Linked DNA regions of Mus musculus: region 2 is linked to region 1. Evidence: chromatin loops called from intact Hi-C (ENCODE). Cell type or tissue: left cerebral cortex. All regions are shown on one strand. Each heading gives the region's core, and the rest is flanking DNA. Links, peaks and the distances in the headings are about the cores only. Region 1 holds the start of Mrps16 (mitochondrial ribosomal protein S16). Region 2 overlaps Cfap70 (cilia and flagella associated protein 70).

Region 1 (9,891 bases), core at 851-8,850:
TAACAAAGAAGATTGCTTTAACTTCGCGAATTGTTCTTGTGGACTGAATGATGAGAATTAGTCAAAGCCACTAAAGCTCTTTACCTTTTTAAAGAGTAATCTCCAATATGCATCCCAGTCCCGGTCTTGGTTGAGGCCAGCAGAGTCTTCGTCCACTGTCCCCTGTTCATCGTACACTGCTTTCTGTTCCTTGTCACTCAGAACCGCGTAGACTCTTCCCAAGATCTGTAAGCAGAGTATCCAAAAGTCATCCTGAACCTCCCACCGAAACAGGGCAGCTAGAAAAGCTGAAAAATGCCAGGCCGAGGATCAGCAGTGCGCTGTCCTAGGAGCAGGGGCCCCGCGAGAGCACAAGTCCGGGCAGCAGTCCGAACGCGGGCCCACAAACCTGGAAGCGGCGGGTGGCGTCCTCTTTCTGGTCCTCCTCTACTCGGTCGGGGTGCACTTGCAGGGACACTTTGTGGTAGCCGCGTCGGACCTCGCCGTCCGAAGCCTCGCGCCGCACGCCCAGCACTTGGTAGAGGTCGGCGGTGCCAAACACCTGCTCGCACAGCTCCAGCAGCCCCATGCCAGGGAAGAGGCTGCTCCGCGAACCCGGGGAAGCTGTAGCCACAGCCGCTCTGCTGGACAGCGGACCGCCGGCCGCCTTTTCCCGCCCAAATAACTCTGGGCGCCTGCGTCACAGGAGAAGCGCCGGGGGCGGGGCCAGCCGCACTTTACGGCAGCCGCAAAGCAGCCTCGCTCTCGCCCGCGAAGTAAAATGAGACGGCGGTGGCGTCTTCTGGAGAGGAGGCACGCCCCACCCGGTGCCAGCCACTACTGCGCTTCCTCCCAGTTCCCTGCACAGCTCAATGATACATGAGAGTACGGTACAAGACACAACGAAAGTTTTCCGAATAGAGAGCGGATGCTCGGGCTGGAGAGGATGCTCAGCGGGTTGGAGGGCATGCCGCCATACCTGACGACCTCTGGGACCCATACAGTGGCAGGAGAGAACATACTCTGTCAAGTTGTCTTTTGGCCTACACACACACAAACACACACAATCATACACAATCATACAAAATAAGGAAAACTGGGAAACTTGACATGTTCAACCCAAAGGTTAATGTGTTTTTTAAGGTGATACTCAGAGTACAACTATAGGCTTAGATGACTTCATCTGGGATGAATCCCTCAGTCCATGCAGGAATAGCCTGTATCAATCAAAATACACAAAGCACAACTTTTAAGAATGCCTTTTATCTCAAAGGATGTGTATCTTTGGCAGCACAGAATCAGCGCCACTCACCTGCTGCAGTCACCTCACACAGCAATGGAAACTAATTGCACTGACCCACCCATCCTATCATTTTAAATAGTTCAGTGCTTCTTCGGCTTTTCCCCTCCTCGGATCTAAAAATCAAGGCCAACTAAACTTAGTTCCTCTCTTACCTACTTTCAAAGTTCCTTCATGCCCAGTGAAGGAAAACCAGCAGCCACACTGGATGGAGAGCAACCTCTGAATGTACATAAGTAACTATTCTCAGAATCCAGATAAAACAGGCCAGAGCACTACATTCCTAAAGAATGTAGCCTTACTCTAGAACTTAAAACCTACATTAACCAGCACGTAAAAGCAAACCTGTGATTCGTGTTTATAGCTGTAGAATCCCATGGTTCTGGGGCACTGTGAGGCAGACGGTGTGTTTGATTTCATACAGCCTGTCATTTACATACTGAACTCACAATACCTAAACACGACTCTATCATAGACTGTTCTGTGTATGCGTGCACATTCATGTGTTGGTTAGAGTGGGCATGTGCATGCTTTAACACATGGAGGTCAGATACCACCTTAGGTGTCAGTCTTCACTTCCTACCTCATTTGACACAAGATGTCTGTGTTGTTTCTCCACTGTGCATGCCAGCTTGCCCGTGTCTGAGGATTCCTTTGTCTCTCCACCGTCCCATGTCCCTGTAGGATGCTGCTATTGCAGACTCTTTGCTTCCTGTCTAACTAGTACATGGGGTCTAAGGATGTGAACTCAGTACCTCAGAGCTAAGGTAAAAATAAAGCGCTTTACGTCCTGAGCCATGTTCTAGGCTTCCCACTGGCATTTAAAGTGAGCTTTGGAATGGCTGTCTTATCATTTGTTTTTCCTTTCATATAGGCAACATTATATGTAGGAAAATACTTTGTAGGTAGACATACGGAGTTTGAATCCCAAGTTGTTCTCAAGTTATGTTTCCTACTCCTGAGCATAGCCTCCCTCATCTGTAACCGTGGATCTGACTGACCCACAGCTGTGATACAGAACACACAGCGACAGACTCTCAGCCTTTGGATGCACTTCCTTCTGATTACTCTTTAAAGGGTAGCGGAGGACGCCTTCATTCCCGCCACGCAGCAGACAGAGGCAGGTGGCCAGCCTGGCACACAAAGTCAGTTCTGTTCCGGAGAAACCAATCTCAGAAAAGAAAAACAAACAAAAGAAAACAATAAAAAAAAAAAAAAAGGTAAGGCTATTAAAGCCCCAACTTTTCCATCAGAGTCTTTGTATACATGAGCTCATGTGTCAAGGAAACAGACAATACACAAGGCGATTGTCTTCTTCACCTTTGGGATGATCCAAGTGGTTAAGGAAGCATTTGGGCCATGCATAGAAGCCCTCCCTGTAATCCTAGCACTCAGAGGACACTACAAGTTCAAGGTCAGGCTGGTGTATAGATTACATAAAACAAGCTCCACACCAGCCAGGGTTGCAGAGAAAAACCCTGTCTTAAAGAAAACATTTGAATGAGCCAAGAACACTCGGCTGAGGACTCTGAAGCAGGAACGTACTGGATACCAGCAAACTGTAAAGCTGCCCGTGTGACCAGGGCCTAACCCAAAGCCCAAACCTCCCTGTACCCCCTGCATGCCACAAGGTAAGGTAGGAAAGCCAAGCAGGTATCTACATCCAGCTCTAACATCAGACAAAAGAAACCTCTGTCTGACTCCTGCTCAGGCTATGCCAGAGGACCGTGACTTAGAAAACTCCATTTATTGATCCTTAAAACCCAACACAAAACTTTATGCACAAGTTTCACAGGCCCTTGACTTTGCGGCCACGGCAGTGTTCACTGAAGTCAGCTTGCTTCTGTCTCTTTGGCCTCTGACTCTGCTTTCTGAGACGCTAAGAGGACCTCTCGTGCTCTCCTCCTCCGTAGTCTCTCAGCATTGGTGATCATCATTGGATGAAGGGGGAAAAAGCCAGACAGACCTAAAAGCAACAGGATTCTCATTATAATGTAGCTCACATGTAGTTTCCCAAGAGTCTGCTTCCCAGAACTGAAACCCAACACCTGACCAACAGCATAGGCAAGAAATAGGCTCCTGGCTTGCTAAGCTCACTGTCTACTTCCTAACACCGTTCTCCTCACTAATAAACAAACAAACAAACAAACAAACTGACAGGCAGGTATCCACGACACAGTTGTCCCATTTTTTTTGCACAAAATCCCAGTCACTTGGAGTGTTCTAAAGGAGACCATAAAGGGGGTCTCCAGATTAAAAAACGGCAGTTACACTACTTCACCCTCCACTCCTGTCCAGAGCAGCTTGGATGGAATAGAAACCATTCTTCTTTTCCATCCTCACAGAGTTGACCACAGTATAACATCTGTTAAATTATCTAAGCTCAGGGCTGGTTTACCTAGAAGTTTCTCCATAGGCTTAGAGAGGTGAGCCCCACAGCCAATCCAATGCCGGATACGGTCCAGGTTGAGGGCAACTAGTTTTTCTCCGTGACTGTTGGGTAGTGGATCATAGGAGCCCAACTGCTCCACAAATCGGCCATCCCTGGGGCACTTGTTGTGAGCAGCCACAATGCGGTAAAAAGGCCGGTTGGTGCAGCCACCCAAAGCAAGGCGTATGGTTAGGTGGCCTCCGTGGTAGGCTTTGCAGAAAATGGTTGCTGTAGAGAAATAGTTCGTTAGGGTGCAAAAATGTTTAGTAGACTCAAAATATAAGGTAATATAAGGTAAAGGCACAATTCCTCCTTCTACTGCAATGTTCTCACTTCCAATCTATGCCCTGCCCCATCCAGCTTAGATACAATCGTGTGGGTGAAACTCCTCCTTAACCCCTCCAGACCAGACATACCTCCTTTTTTCCAAATCCACATAACACAGTCCTGCCGAGGTTGGGGTCCACTTTACCCTTGGAGACTCCATCTTGTAAATAGTCTCCACTTTGTACTAAGATAAATTCTAAGAAACAGCTGAATTCCCAGAAATGGCTTCTGGCCCCAGGCGCCCCATATGAACTTAGGCCACAATATCTCACCCTATGCCTTGTTGGTTAGCAACTAGTCCGGACTGAAACCAACCAGCCACTATATAGGCTCTGACTGGCTGGCCTCAATCCAGGCCAAGTTAAGAAGCCAACTGAGACCCTATAGGTGGAACAACAATATGAACTAACCAGTACCCAGGAGCTCTTGTCTCTAGCTGCATATGTATCAAAAGATGGCCTAGTCGGCCATCACTGGAAAGAGAGGCCCATTGGACTTGCAAACTTTATATGCCCCAGTACAGGGGTACGCCAGGGCCAAAAAGGGGGAGTGGGTGGGTAGGGGAGTGGGGGGTGGGTATGGGGGACTTTTGGGATAGCATAATGTAAATGAGGAAAATACCTAATAAAAAGTTTAAAAAAAAAAAAAAGCCAACTGAGGTACTTGACCGGTAGTAACCCACTTAAAATGACAGGTATGGAAAACCATGCATGTGGTCCCTAGCCCATCCAATTTGTGGTTTTTATGTTTTAAAAGGTTGTCCTGTCTTGCCCCACGCTGTCACGTTTTGGACCCCGAACCCAGCCGTCTCCCCGAAATATTAGCTTTTAAAATAAGCTTGCTGGTTTAAACTTGGTTTTCATATTGGATTATTTCCAAATTCTCGGACCCTAACACCATTTACTAAGCCATGACCTTGTCTTACCCTTAGGTGCCTCATCTGTAAAACGATTTCTACGATGTGTGGTAAAAAACTGAGACAGGCTGGGCGCGGTGGCGCACGCCTCTAATCACAGGGCCTTTGGGAGGCAGAGGCAAAGGTCTGTCTAGGAAGGAGTTCGAAGCCAGCCCGTCTTTACGCTGCGAGTTCCAGGCCAGCCAGAGCTACCCAGTGAGACCACTGCTAAAAGCGAGACGGACTGAGACGAAGCTCCGCTGGAAGGCGATGTGGCCGCGCCTAGCCCGGGTCGCCGCAGCCCACGCCCGCCCGGAAGCCCCGCGCACTCACTGAGCTGGACCATGGTGCCTGGGCGAGCGGCTCTCCAGCTGTCCCGCTGCACAGCCCCGCGGCACAGAGCCTGAAGCCCGGAAGAGCGCCCCCAAGCGGCCGGCGGGCACACGACGCGACGTCCGCACCACTCCAGAGCCGGAAAGCCCTCTGCGGAAGCCTCCGGCCGATCGGCCCGCCCCTTCCGCTTTCTCTTCCAATGCGCACGGGAGGGCAACCGAGCGCCGGGAGTGCCACAGGGCGCCGGTGACTGATCCTTGACTGCTACGGAAGAGGCGTGTCTGTAGGCGTGGGCTGCTGGCGGTCTTCAGCTGAGTGCCTGCGGCGTGCGGGAGACTTTCCTGTCCGCGGCGGTGCTGAGTTCCTTGCAGGCCGTTCCATCCTGCGACGGTTCCCCCGCCTCCGGAATATCCTCTGTTCTCTTACCCACTGTCAACTGTGTGTGACACAGCACAGTTGTATTCTGGTCCCACCTTTGAAGATGTTGCCTTAATTTCCAAGCCCCAGTAACATTGGTCCAGAACTTTGGCAATTGTGCACCTCCAGGGAATCTTACCAACAAGGTGATCAGATAAACTTTAAAAAGTAATTCTAATAGTCACACCATTATGCCAGATATCTACCCACAAATAGTGGCTATTAATTAGCTACATGTACATAAGAGCATATAAAATATAATGTGCTATACATACGACTCCAGAAACATGATAAATTTTGAGTTTGGGGTTTATATTTTTTTAATGTGAACTAAAGGGGTGGGGATGGGCAGGCTTCATCTGGTGACAGTTTGGAAAGGAAACGTGCTTGGGGCTCCATATTAAATATCCACTTGTAAGGCTGTCAGAAAGATGGATTTCCAAAACCAACCATTTCCTGTACAGTGTGGATTTCTTCAAGTAGAGCCTGGTCTTTCAGTTTCAGCTGCAGAAACAAGGCAGGGAAGAAGTTATGTCCAACACACCAGGTGACTTTGAAGACCCCTAATTTAAGAGGCTCCAGATTTGTGGGGACGGGATGGGCCTCTCCTGTATTCTCGACACCATGGAAGCTCTCAAAGAATTGGAATGTATTGGATCTTGGGTGGGAATTCATCAGGCACTGAGCGCTCTCATGGTCTGTACACTCTCAGAATGGCAATCAGCTGTCGCATACCTTTATTGTGTACTTATAAGCCTGCTCTGCTTCCAGTTGTCGTCCAACCTGAAAGAAGCAATTAACATCTTTCCTAGTAAAATGTGAATCGGAGGTTACTGACCACATCCATCTCAAGGAGGAACCGCCCAGAACATTCTCCTTGTCATCAGTAGAGACAAATCTGGAACTCTTCCAACTTCAGTTGCTGTGTGCTAACAGCCAGCTTACCTTTCTTTCTTAGTTGGGCCTTCACCTGACCCCTGAGAGGGCCTTGTGAAGGGACAATAAGAAACACTCACTTTCAGGCAGACCAGAGCCAGATAGGCCCACACTTCGGCGTTGCAGTTATTCAACGCGTTGGCTTCAGACAGAGCATCCTCAGCTTCCGTGAGCTCCTCCAGCTTGGCAGAGAGAGAGTTAGGAGATACAGTCCAAATTGGTTTCCACTTAAGCATAGTAGAGTTGTTAGAATTCCTTCTAGGCTCCACCCCACGGTTACCTGGCAATTGCCAGGTATGCCTAGTTTACTATGAAAGGAGCTCCTCTCTTTGCTCTCTCTCTCTCTCTCAATGATTCTGGCCTTCCCTCTTCTCCTCTTCTTCCCTCCCCGCCCCCCCCCCTTTCTCTGTCTCTACTACTTTCTCAACTCCCTTACACATGCCCTAAATAAACTCTATTCTATACTGTATCTGTTGTGTGGCTGGTCCCTCAGGGGGAAGGGGTGCCTCAGCATGGGCCCACAGAGGCAACCTCTCCCACCTCACTATACCACACCTCTACCAAAACATATCCTGGCCTCTTTTCTACTTCATAAAACACAACTAGAGTCAGCTTAGATGAATCTGCTATTCAACCAATAGATGTCCACGACCTATACCAGTGCTACTCAAAAAAAAAACAAAAACAAAAACAAAAAAAAACCTTCAAAATTCACCAGTGTTTCTGAATTCATATGTAGCATATACTTTATATGTCCTACATAATTATGTAACTATTAAAAAACATTATTTGTGGATGGATATATGGTAGGTATATATCTTTCCTCTCATTTTTTGTTTATTTTTGTTTTTTAAATTATTTAGAGACTGAGTGTTCCTGTTAGTGAAACTTATGGCTGGAAACTCAGGTATTTCAGGCTAGCCTTGAACTTGAAACTATCTTCCTTCCTCAGCTGATCAGGAATTGGGATTGTATTTATGAGCCCCCAGGCCAAGATTTTGTTTTCTGTTTGTTTTCTGTGTTAAAAGAACAGTGAGTTTCAAAGGCTGTGAAAATATGAAGCACAGCTTTCCAGCCATGTCCATGTTTTGACTCACACCTTAAGTTTTACAGACATGTATTCAGTCGACATACATTTGCTGAAGTGTACTCTGCTCAGCAATATACATGATACTAAGAATTAAAGTATGTATGTACATATACAGCCCCTGCCCTCAGAGACCTCACTGGTAGATAAATAAACAAATATAATGAAAAATCAAATACATAAACAGTTCTACAAAATAAATATTTCCAGAGCAAAAGTACACTTATGACCTAAAGGTGACACAAAGAAATAGTATCAGATCTACCCTAAGACTGAAGAAAAATGGCCTCAGAGAAGAAACATCACTAAAATGGACCATGAGGGGTAAGTTGGAGTTTGTTAGAGGCACAAGATCAAGAGGGATAAAGGTGTGGGGTGTGATGGAGCACACGCACAGAAAACAACTTTTTTTTCTTGAGACAGGATCTTACTGTAGCCCTGGCTGGCCTGGAACTTGCTGTATAGACCAGGCTGGCCTTGGCTTCATAGAGAACTACCTGGCCTCTGCCTCCTGATTGATGGGATCAAAGGCATGTTGACAGCTCTGAAGGTGGTATCCCCAGCCTCAGGCAGGGACTCTGTGAACATGACAGATGCCAATAACATCATGGTTTAGGTAGAAAATCCTGTGTCTGTCATCCCAGTTTTGGTAGGTAAGAGAGAGAGCTTGAGAGTTCATTGTTATCTGTGGTAGTGAGTTTGAGACCATCCTGGGTATGGGAGAACTCCATCTTTAGTACTAGGCAAGACAGGAATTATATTCAAGTCTGACCATGTTAAGGGATTTGCAGATGAGATGTCTCATGTCTAAAATTCACCTTGAAAGGCTCTAGCGAGAAACCCTGGGACAAAGATGAAGACAATGAGCATCTAAAGCTAATGACTGCCGAATCAGGGTGACAGTGATGGGAAGGCATTTTCTTCTCTTTACAACTAAGGACAATTTCAAACAGTCCTTGATTTAAAAAAAAAAAAAAAAAAAAAAAAGACTTAAAGAAAAACATTGACGCTACAGCTGCTTGTGTGGGCCTGGGAGCTACCCTCTGTCTCTCTACATCTCAGATTCCTCAGGCCAGGTTTTCATGGTTTTTTGTTTTGTTTTGTTTTGTTTTGTTTTTTTAAGATATTTTTAGTTTCCTAGTCCAGGTTTCTGTTCATGAACAATTTTGAAGTACAGTTTTTTCATTAGACCACTGCCATCCCACCATCCCCATAAGCCCCCACAATCCACTTGGAGGACCCCCGGGCCTCTGCTCTCTTACCCGGTAACAGGCAATCCCTAGTCCTAGCCAAGTGAGGCACGAAGGTGATCTCTTACAGGCATGCATGTACGTTCTCTTTGCGTTTTCATACTGGCAAAAGAAAGGAGCGATAAGCTTAAATACCATGTTGTTAGGGTAACTGTGAGCTTCTTGGCAGTTTTGCTTCAGAATAGTCTGGAACACAGTGAGTCCTTGGATGATATTTCCATGAATACTTCAAAGGAGCCGTTGCAAGAGGGTGGGGAGGGGTGAGGAAGCCAAATGATAGGTCGCGTTTCACCTGGGAACAGATCCAAGGATTCAGGAGGGACTCACACAGGACATTTTTGGGCAAGCACAGTGGTTATTTGAATTCTGTCTAGACTGTGCGGAGTAGATCTTTTCACTTAGAAGTGGCACCATGTGGTGGGGATGGCAGACACCGAGTCTTTGGTCCCTCTGAGAACCTGTTTCCCTAGCAGACGTCTTAATGGTACCACAGAAGATATTTGGAGAAATTCAAAAGTCACTTTCATCCAGATGCAATGCCTACATCTCTAGCTGCCCAGCTTCTAAGAGTTGAGGCGAGAGGATTTTGAGTCCAGAAGTTCAAAGACAGTCTTATAATAAGTTACCGTTTCTTTCCTTTTAGTGTGGGTGAGGATAAGACAACATCTCATAGCCCAGACTGACCACAGAATTGCTGTGTGGCCCAGGATGACCTTAGCCAGCTGATTCTCCAAGCTCTGTCTCCTGGAAGCAGGAACTACAGGATGTGCTGCCACACCCAGTTTTATGTGGTGCTGGGGACTGAGCCCAGGGCCGCTTTCACGAGAGACATCCCTTCAACCAACTGCACTGTGTCTCTAGCCCGGCTTGTCTAAGACAAGAGCCTAGTATTTTCCCCAGGTTGGCTTATAAGTTCTGAGCTCAAGCCATCTTGTG
Region 2 (9,891 bases), core at 1,086-9,085, 54 kb after region 1:
GATATTTTCAAGTGTTTTTGTGTGTGTGTGTGTACACGCACACCTAACACTCTCACACACAATACAATAAAAGGTTTAAATATGCATTTACAATTTTAAAATTATATATTTAAAATTATTATTTACTTATATGAATGGGTAGGTGGTCAGAGGGCAACTTATGGGAGTTGGTTTTCTCCCTCTACTATGTAGGTCCCCTGGCACCCAAGTGTGTTTCCCACTGAGCCATCTCACTGGCCCTTTAAATGTGTATTGATTGCTAATAATGTGCTGGTGATGAAGAAGAAGACACTTTCCCTTTCATTATGAAACTCATATTACAGTTTAATGAGTTATGACAAGTCCTGCACAGAATACTGCTGTTGGGAAGCACCAGAGAGGGAGAGGATAACTAATTATTGGGTTGTAGAAGATGAGGAAACAACGCTATCAGATCCTGCTTTCACAGGATATCAAGGAGTCTGTGGCTTGGATCAACAAGGGAAATAAAAAAAAAAAATTCAAGGTCCATCCCATGGCTCCGAGAGGATGGCCTTGTCAGACGTCAGTGGGAGGAGCAGCCCCTGGGCCTAAGGGGGTCGATGCCCCAGTGTAGGGAAATGGCAGGGTGGGCAGACAGGAGTAGGTGGGTGACTGGGGGAGCACCCTCATAGAGGCAGGGGGAGGGGGAGGGATTAGGGGGTTTCCGAAGGGGAGACCAATTTGAAATGTAAATTAAGAAAATATCCAATTAAAAAAATAATAATTCTTGGTCCAAAGAAAAGTTACAGTAAAGGGCTGAAACAGTGTGCCGCCTTCAGGCAGAGGTAAGGGCACAGTTCGGGTTACTGGAACGAAATGCATAGGTGCCGTGAGTCACGTCAATCAACTGGGAGACGGATCTGGACCGTGACGCACACAGTGGATAAGTCCTGAGCCACACTAGGCAGGGAGACGATGTAATCAGATTTGCTTTTAAGTTACTGTGTAAGCAGCGGGAAGGCTGGAGTGGGGGAGGGGGGAGGTCAAGTGCCAAGATTATGCCCAGGACCCGATGAAAGCTGCGGTAAGGAGCATCGAGTAGGGAAACGGAATAAAGGCTCTAATGAGGCTGGACTGGGAGACCGGTCGTCAGGATCCGTGGCTGCCACTTAGATCCTGTCATGTAATTTCATGGATGGGCAAAGCCATGGGCCTGAGACACTAAGAGGAAAGAAAGAGCAAGTTTAGGGGAAGAGCGTGAGTTCAGGGTTAGAATGCTGTGTCTTAGATGTTTATAGGGTGCCACTGCAGAGATTCCAGTGCAGTGCAGTCTCACATTCTGAAATTCAGGACATGGTGTTGGCTGGCACTATTGAATTAGAAGTCTTCAACCAAGCTGGGCAGTGGTGGTGCATGCCTTTAATCCCAGCACTTGGGAGGCAGAGGCAGGTGGATTTCTGAGTTCAAGGCCAGCCTGGTCTACAAAATGAGTTCCAGGACAGCCAGGGCTACACAGAGAAAACCTGTCTCAGAAAACAAAACAAAAAACCAGAGGCAAGCTGCTATGTCTACCCGGGCGGGCAGTATACTGTCATATGTAATTCGGGCAGTATACTGTCATATGTAATTTAACCCACAGGCACATAGCTCAAGAAGCATTTCCAGGGCTGGAGAGATGGCTCAGCAGTTAAGAGCACTGACTGCTCTTCCAGGGGTCCTGAGTTCAATTCCCAGCAACCACGTGGTGGCTCACAACCATCTGTAATGGGATTCGATGCCCTCTTCTGGTGTGTCTGAAGATAGCTACAGTGTGCTCACATATATTAAATAAATAAATATTTAACAACAACAACAACAAGCATTTCCATAGCTAAGCCTTCCATAACATACTTCTGGATGAAGTAGCCAATACTTGCTCTTTGCCTCGTCAGTTCATCACACTGGGTGATAAACCATGGGGTGGGGCTTAGTTTATTTGTCCCTGCTTACCAGAAACCAGCACCATCAGTATTGTGAAAGGAAGTGACCAGTGCATTGCACTCACCTGCCCTGGACCTTATATCTGGACTATGAGGCAGGCTGAAAACACTAAGACTTAAAACTCGGGTTACCTTAGAGCCTGGCAAAGGAGTTTCCAAGGGTGACCCAGGCACAGGGTGTAATGGGACCGTTGTTTCAAATGACTCCTCTCCTGTAAGGTCAAGTTGAGCCAGAGAACAAAGGGTCAGATCAAAGCTGTTATGGCACAGTCATGTCTTCATCTTCCACTAAACTCCTTCAAAGTTAAGGAGGCTGGGTTTCACACATTACGGGGTGTAGGTTTTATGAGTTTTGCTATTTTTTGCTTTTGGATAGAGTATACCTCTGACCTTCTAGTAAAGGAAGAAGATCCACCACAGCTTGGCCAAGAATTAAGGTCTTTTCATCTTTCTGTTTCTTTTCCTTTGGCAAAACTTCAGTCACCGTTACTAGAAAAGTCAAAGCAAAGAAAATGAGAGCATTTCTAACCACTCCACCAGACAACAAAGCCTTGGCAAGCAAAGTCTAAGTTAGAGAAAGTGAATTCTGTCATGGGATGTATAGCGCAATGAAAAGAACGCTTGCTTGAGGCTTCAGATTCCAGGACGGACACCAACAACAGCAGCAGCACAATTATCCCGAAATCCAGGAAGGTGCATCGGGGACTAGTGGGAGCCAGTGGGAAGTCACTTGCTCTGTGACTTCTGAACTTTCTGCCATGAATTACACGGAATAGATAGTACCTCGGAGTCACGCAGAACATATGTGTAAAGGCATGATGCACACAGCTGCTGGCCACAAAGCTACTACTCCTTAGCATCAGAAAGCACCACTGCTTCCTATCATAGTTATCATTAAAGATTAACGACAGAGGTGGTGGAAGAAAGACTTGCAAGTTCAAGGTCAGCCTGGACTAATGGTGAAACTGTGTTTCTTGGAAATTCTTTAGAAATTAACATTTTTAGCTAGGACCTCACGTATCTCAGACTTTCCTCAAACTCACCGTATAGCCAAGGATGACCGTGAACTCCTGATCCTTCCTCCTCCACTTCCTGAGTCCTGGGATTACAGGTGTGCCTACTGTCTTAGTTAGGGTTATCGTGGCTGTGGTGAAACACCATGACCAAAGCAACTTGGGGAGAAAAGTATTTATCTGGCTTACAGTCCACATCACTGTTTATCATCAAAGGAAGTCAGGGCAGGAACCTGGTGGCAGGAGCTGATGCAGAGGCCATGGAGGGGTGCTGCCTACTGGCTTGCTCCTCGTGGCTTGCTTAGCCTGCTTTCTTCTAGAATCCAGGACCATCAGCCCAGGGATGACACCACCCACAATGGACTGGGCCCTCCAATATCAATCACTGATTTAAAAAATACCCTATGAGACCAGCAGTGGTGGTGTGTACTCGGGAGGCAGAGGCAGGAGGATCTATGTGAATTTGAGGCCAGCTTGGTCTACAGAGTAAGTTCCAGGATACACAGACAAACTCTGTCTCAAAAATCAAAAAATGTTCCATAGGTTTTGTTTACAGTGTACAACTCATCTTATGAAGCCCTTTTCTTTTCTTTCCCCTTCCTTTCTTTTTTTTTTTTTTTTAATTTTTTTTAGACAGGGTATCACGCTGATGTCTGGCTGTTCTGGAACTCAGTATATACACCAGACTGGCCTCAAATTCACAGAGATCCACATGCCTTTGCCTTCCAAGTAGAAGCATTTTTTTTTTCATTTTGGTTTTCCAGATATCTGAATACTATATTTTAGGTATTTGAACATTAATTCTTTTCAGTCCAACATTTAATAATGAGAGTCAATTAGATGAGTTTCCTCTTAGTTATCAGTTTTCATTATCTAACTATAGTTCTTTCCCTTTATTGAAGAACCCCCTCCCCCAATGCAATGTATCCCAATTACAGTTCCCTTCTTTCTTAGTTAGGCGTTTATTACTGTGAAGAGACACCAGGACCATAGCAACTCTTATAAAGGCATACATTTTATTGGGGCTGCATTACAGTTTCAGAGGTTTAATCCATCACTGTCATGGCGGGAAACATGGCAGGATTACAGGCAGACATGGTGCTGAAGAAGGCGCTGAGAGTCCTACATCTGGATCAGCAGGCAGCAGGAAGAGACACTGGGCTTGGCTTGAGCTTCTGAATCCTCAAAGCCCACCCCTCTGTGGTGACACACGTCCTCTAACAAGATCACGCCTACCAAGAAGCTGCACATCCTGATTCTTTCAAATAAAGCCACTTCCTTTGATCCTTTGGAGGCCATTTTCATTAAAACCGCCACACCCTCCCATATTTATCCCAGCTTCTCCCCACTTCTGTATCCACCCTGTTTCTGTCTCTCATTAGAAAACAGACTTCCAAGGATACATAATATAATATAATGTACTGTAATATAATATGATGAAATAAAAACTAACACATTGGAATAGAACAAAACAAACAAGCAAAAGGAAAAGAAACCAAGGAAAGGCAAAAGAACCTGATGTAGCTAGAGAAACCCACTTGTTTGCACACCCAACAATCTCATAAAAAAAAAAAAGCAAACCCACTAGACTGGAAGGCATAATGTCTGTGCAAAGGACCTGTAGGGTTAAAAAAATGTAACATAAAAATTAAAATGTTAGAATAATAAAAAGCCCTCATATGATATTATGAGACAATGAATCTCCAAAGATGCCATTGAATACATTTCCTATTGGCCAGCTACCCTGGGCATGCGGCCTACCCTTCAGAGTAGTCAGTTTCCTCAGTGCACACTAGGCAAGTATTCTACCACCTAGTCTTCATGAGACCCTGACTAGCACCCACATAAAACTTGGGAGCCTGTGGCAAGCATATGTGGGTTGAATAAGAATGACCCCCCATTGGCTCATATACTTGAATGCTCACAGAGTGGCATTAGGAGGTGTGGCCTGGTTGGAGGAGGTGTGGCCTGGTTGGAGGAGGTATGGCCTGGTTGGAGGAAGTGTGTCACTGAGAGTGGATTTTGGGGTTTCAAATGCTCAAGCCAGGCCTAGAATCTCTTTCTCTTCCTGCTGCCTCCTGATCTGGATGTAGAACTCTGAGCTCCTTCTCCAGCACCATGTCTGCCTGTGAGCTGCCATACTTTCCACCATGACGACAATGAACTAAATCCTGAATGTAAACAAGCTACAAATAAATGATTTTATATGAGATGCCATGGTTGTGGTTAGGGTAGGGGTGGGGTGGGGGCGGGCAATCTTGACATAGGTAGATTCCTGGAACTAATTGGATAGCCAAGGAGAGACCCTATCTCCAAAGCCAAGGTGAACAGTAATACAGGAAGACACCTAACATTGATCCTTGGCCTCCTCACTCACATATGCACCAAAATACATGTGCGCACAACACACACACATACACAGAAAGAGAGAGGGAGGGAAAGGGGGAGGGGAGAGCAGATTAAAACGAAACAAAGTAAAAGACCTAGCAAACAGTGCAACAAATTACATCAGCTACAAAGACATAAAGTCTACATGGAAACCAGGAAAACACAGACGCAGAAACCACTCATCTTTCCATCTGCCTCACTCCACAGAGACTCTGAATGCTTGTTATGCTACAGATATTTCTAGGAATTGAAAATTTAGCCAGAGAGGCAAATGAAAAATGGCCACTCTTGATGGTGTATATACAAAAGCACAGGTAATACAGGATACCCAGTTAGGCTTGAATGTCAAATAAACAATGGGTGATTTTAAAGCTTGTATCAAGTTCTTTGGGTTTTTCTTCCTTAAAAATCATTTCTCCCTAAAGCCTGGCAATGGTAAGGATTGGGAGGAGGACTGAGGGAGTGGGTGAGCGGGAGCGGGGCGGTGAAGCTGGCACTTCGCCCATCCCCGGGACTCCGCGCTCAGAAGCTCCTTGCAAGGCACTTAGAACCACGAGACTTACAGAATAAAGGCTTGTGGGCGAGGTCATCTAAGGCACCGCCTCCATCTGGGCTGAGGTCAATGTTGCTAGTAAAGTTGTACTTTGCAGTTCCTTCGGGAGAGACAGTGACTTTTGAAGAGTCTCCAAGAACTGTCTGGTTGAATTCTGCACGGACAAAAGTAACTGGGGTGTCTCCTTTGAAGCCTTTCTGTGGGCACAAACATCATGTTACAGTTTCAAATGCCATACATCTTTAAAAAGTGAGAAAAAACTACACAGGGAAATAAAATCCTGCGGCTTTATTGTGCAGGGACTATTAACATTTAGAATATATTTTATGCTTCTGTGAATATATATATATATATATATATATATATATATATATATATATATATATATATTGGTTTTTCAAGACAGGGTTTCTCTGTGTAGCCCTGGCTGTCCTAGAATTCACTCTGTAGACCAGGCTGGCCTCGAACTCGGAAATCTGCCTGCCTCTGCCTCCCAAGTGCTGGGATTAAAGGCGTGCACCACCACTGTCCCGTTAACATGTATATATTTTTATATGTGCATTATTAAACAAACAACTTATTAACTATGCCCTTTTAAACAACAGCTCTGTAAACTTCAGGACATTGAATATTTTCCCATTTTATTATTCACCTAATTCTTAGTGGTTATTAGAGGTCTATTATTTGAGATCCTGAAATGAGATTACTCAGATGGAGAATGCAGGAATAGTTTAGATCCTTTTCAGAAGAAAGGAATTCTAAGTCAGATGGTGTGGCTTGAGCTGTAATTTCAGCAACTAGGAGGTTGAAACTGAAGGATTGCTGTGAATTTGAGGGAGGCTCAGCTAGTGAACCTCTGTCTCAGAAGAAAGGGTAAGGGGGAAGAAATTACATAGCAAAACAGAAATGATTTGTTTAAACCTTGCTAAATTTAGCATTCAAAAGGCCAGGTATTCTATTCTAGACATGCCGCAAGATGACTCGCAGAGTACAGACTACCACCACGGAACACCTTGAGAAGCTCACTCTGCTTAGAGGGAGATTACACAGAACTTTGGTCTTGCCCCACCCCCACCCCCCCAGTCCCCGTGCTCTAAATAGGGACTCTGGGCTTTCAAGAGTCAATTTACCAAATCATATCCATTTGTCACAGTAATGTGCACAATTTTCGTTGTGCTTGACGTCTGGTCCATGTCTGCACTTGGTCAAAGTCTCTCTGGTCTTCTTTGGCCTCTATGAAGATAACAGATGAGTTTGTTTCCTCGTGGACAACATCGTACCCAGGACCACAGGAGCTGCAGACACATTACAGGCTAGCATTGCTTATCCCTGCTTAACCCACTTTTTAGCCCACTCTTTGCCACCTCGGCTGCTGGACAGGAAGTCGCCATAGGCCTGGCTCCACTAATTGATGTTAAAAGTCCCTCAACACATAAGTGGTCCATGAAATGCAAATGATCAGAAGGCAGAGACTGGGACGGCCATCACTCACTGTTCCTTCCACCCACGTTCCCACGTATGGGAGGCTCCCTTCCAAGATTATGTCCCAGGTCTATGGAAACTTGGAACGGCAAAGGCTTAGGTCTCTACATCGATATTTTCAAATACTTTTACAGACAATTTCAAAGCTAAACTGTTGTCCAGGTGTGACAGCATATACCCCTGTAACTTTGACATGCAGGAAGCTGAGGCTGGAGGATTGTGAGTTCTAGGGCAACCTGGTCTACATAGTGAGTTCAAAACCAGTCACCCAGGGCTACACAGACAAACCCTTCCCACCAGATAGATAGATAGATAGATAGATAGATAGATAGATAGATAGATAGATAGATAGACAGACAGACAGATAGATAATAAATGTATGCTTGTTTTGAGACAGGATCTCATATAGCCTAGGCTAGCCCTGTGAAAGTTAGTACTGTCAGCTTGAGAACTCTCTACACTCCTGAAGTTGTGTGCCTGTAGGAGCTAGTTTTGGTCATGCTGAAGTGGAGAGACTGAGCTCCGGTGGGGCTCCACTCCCTCGTCTTGGGGGCTCCACTCCCTGGCCTTGGGCTCCTGTATGAAGAGAGAAAGCCAGCTGAGCACTAGCCGCAGCACACGCTTCTCTTTGATGGCTGACAAGTGTGACTAGGTTCACCACCATGATGGACTGTAACCTGGAACTGTGGGCTAAGAACAAGCCTTTCCACCGTAAGTCACCACTGTCAGAGTATTCTATCACAGTTCAAAGAAAAAACCACAAAAACAAAAAAGAAACTAAGATAGCTAAGGCTGATTTTGAACTCCTAATTTCCCCTACCTCTACCTCCTGGGATTATTTAAGAGTATGCTGTGCTAGGGGTGGAATCCCGGCCTTCAGGGATGCACACTGTGTAAGGACTGCCAAGGGAACCATCCCTCCTCCTCCCCCTGCACGCCTCTCTCTCTCTCTCTCTCTCTCTCTCTCTCTCTCTCTCTCTCTCTCACTCACTCATCTTAAAGATTGGGTTTTCTACTTCAATCCAAAGTGAAATATGATGAGGAAAAGCCTTGCACACCACTGCCAGGAAAGTAAACTAGCACAGCCACTATGAAAATCCATATGGAGGTTCCTCACAAAAGTAATAATGGCAAGTGAGAGACATGGCTGAGGGTGAAGAGCACCGGCTGCTCTTCTGGGAACTCAGGGTCCATCCCAGCACCTACATGGTGGCTCACAACTCTCTGTAAATTCCAGATCCACTGGATCTGATGCCCTCTTCTGACCTCCAAGGACACCAGAGATGTTATGTGGTGCACAGACATACATTCGCGCAAAACACCCATACATATGAAAAAGGAAGAAATAAAATTGTCATATTATCCATCATACACAGAGACATTTGTACCTCATGTCCATTGTATCACTATTCACAAGAACCAAGGTATGGAACCAGCCTGGAAGCTCACAAGACGAATGGAGAAAATATTATATAAGAACCATATACATTAGCCAGATAGTGGTGGCACACTCCTTTAATCCCAGCACGTGGGAGGCAGAGGCAGGAGGATTTCTGAGTTTGAGGCCAGCTTGGTCTACAGAGTGAGGTCCAGGACAATCAGGGCTATACAGAGAAACCCTGTCTTGAGAAGAAAAAAAAAAAGAAGAAGAAATACAAAAAAGAACCATATATATTATATATACAGTAAAGTGTAAAGAATAATGAACTTAGATTCAGAAAGACAAATCTGTGTATTTTCTCTCATATGAAGTATTTATATTTAAATATGTAATATATACATGACAAGAGATAGAAGTGGGTGTGTAGAAGGAGGGTACAAAGGGAGGAGGGATAAAGAAGGATAATGCAAGGGAAAAGAGACAAATACCACATCTTCCCTCCCCTAGGCAGCACCTAGGTTTAAACACACATTACAGGAAAGCAGATGTGGGACTGTTTGGGGTTGAGGGAGGGAAGGGAAGGGAAGAGAAAAGTCAGGCAAATGGGAGAAAGAATCTAAATTAAGTACAAGGACTGAGATATGTAGATCTGTCGTAGATTTGTTTTGTGTGTTTACTGAAAATAAATTTGAAATCTGAAGTAGAACATATCTCTGAGGACCTGTGCATCTGTGCATACTGTGTGCATCCATGTGGGACAGGTAATGCCTTCAGACTTCACAGTCACCATGCCATTTCCCAGTGACTCCCTCAGTCTTGCCCTTGCCTAAAAGCCTGACTTGTCACCCAAATGCTTCCAGGCCCTTTCAGGGCCTCAGTGGCACTGGCAATGTTCTTATCAAGTATGTATTAGGGATCTGTACCATATGAGCTAGCTCATCTGGGTTCCTTGTGCCAAACAAATACACCTTTGAGTCTAAGTGTTTTATTCTAATCCATTCCATTTCTGTCAAAATCATTTAAAACTGCATTAAGTTAGGGACAGGGACAGATGCTGAGGAGATATAAGCCCCCAAGTCTAGTGAGGAAGAGAGATATGTTGATAGACCAAGAGGTGTAAGCTTTGTGGCAGCC

The links. A loop is a pair of places that touch in the nucleus more often than their neighbours do. Peaks named below come from ENCODE experiments on the same cell type or tissue, not always from the same donor. Only the 100,000 strongest peaks of a DNase experiment are listed, where the experiment ranks them.
Region 2: it touches region 1 in a loop (1.9-fold over the local background); 8 of 42 quality-filtered maps call a loop at or near these places.

What each region holds. Positions count from the first base shown.
Region 1 is chr14:20,388,216-20,398,106 of GRCm38, forward strand. Mrps16 (mitochondrial ribosomal protein S16) reads right to left here and starts at 5,419. Exons shown (of 3, transcript NM_025440.3): 1 at 5,266-5,419; 2 at 3,678-3,938; 3 at 3,007-3,245. The coding sequence starts at 5,278. The coding sequence ends at 3,112. Cfap70 (cilia and flagella associated protein 70) reads right to left here. Exons shown (of 29, transcript NM_029698.1): 26 at 8,968-9,057; 27 at 6,699-6,800; 28 at 6,418-6,465; 29 at 5,975-6,186. The coding sequence ends at 6,106. It overlaps Dnajc9 (DnaJ heat shock protein family (Hsp40) member C9), which reads right to left and starts at 695. Exons shown (of 5, transcript NM_134081.5): 1 at 389-695; 2 at 85-225. The coding sequence starts at 568. In left cerebral cortex, for the core only: a CTCF peak has its summit at 5,362 (motif pointing left); a DNase peak (open chromatin) is centred at 5,481; H3K4me3 peaks cover 1,821 bases; H3K27ac peaks cover 1,518 bases.
Region 2 is chr14:20,441,531-20,451,421 of GRCm38, forward strand. It overlaps Cfap70 (cilia and flagella associated protein 70), which reads right to left. Exons shown (of 29, transcript NM_029698.1): 2 at 7,025-7,127; 3 at 5,905-6,091; 4 at 2,331-2,429; 5 at 2,073-2,152. The coding sequence starts at 7,087. Among named protein-coding and RNA genes, the nearest start is that of Cfap70, 5.7 kb to the right of the region's middle. In left cerebral cortex, for the core only: no CTCF peak of the experiment used is centred there; DNase peaks (open chromatin) are centred at 5,558 and 5,841; H3K27ac peaks cover 279 bases.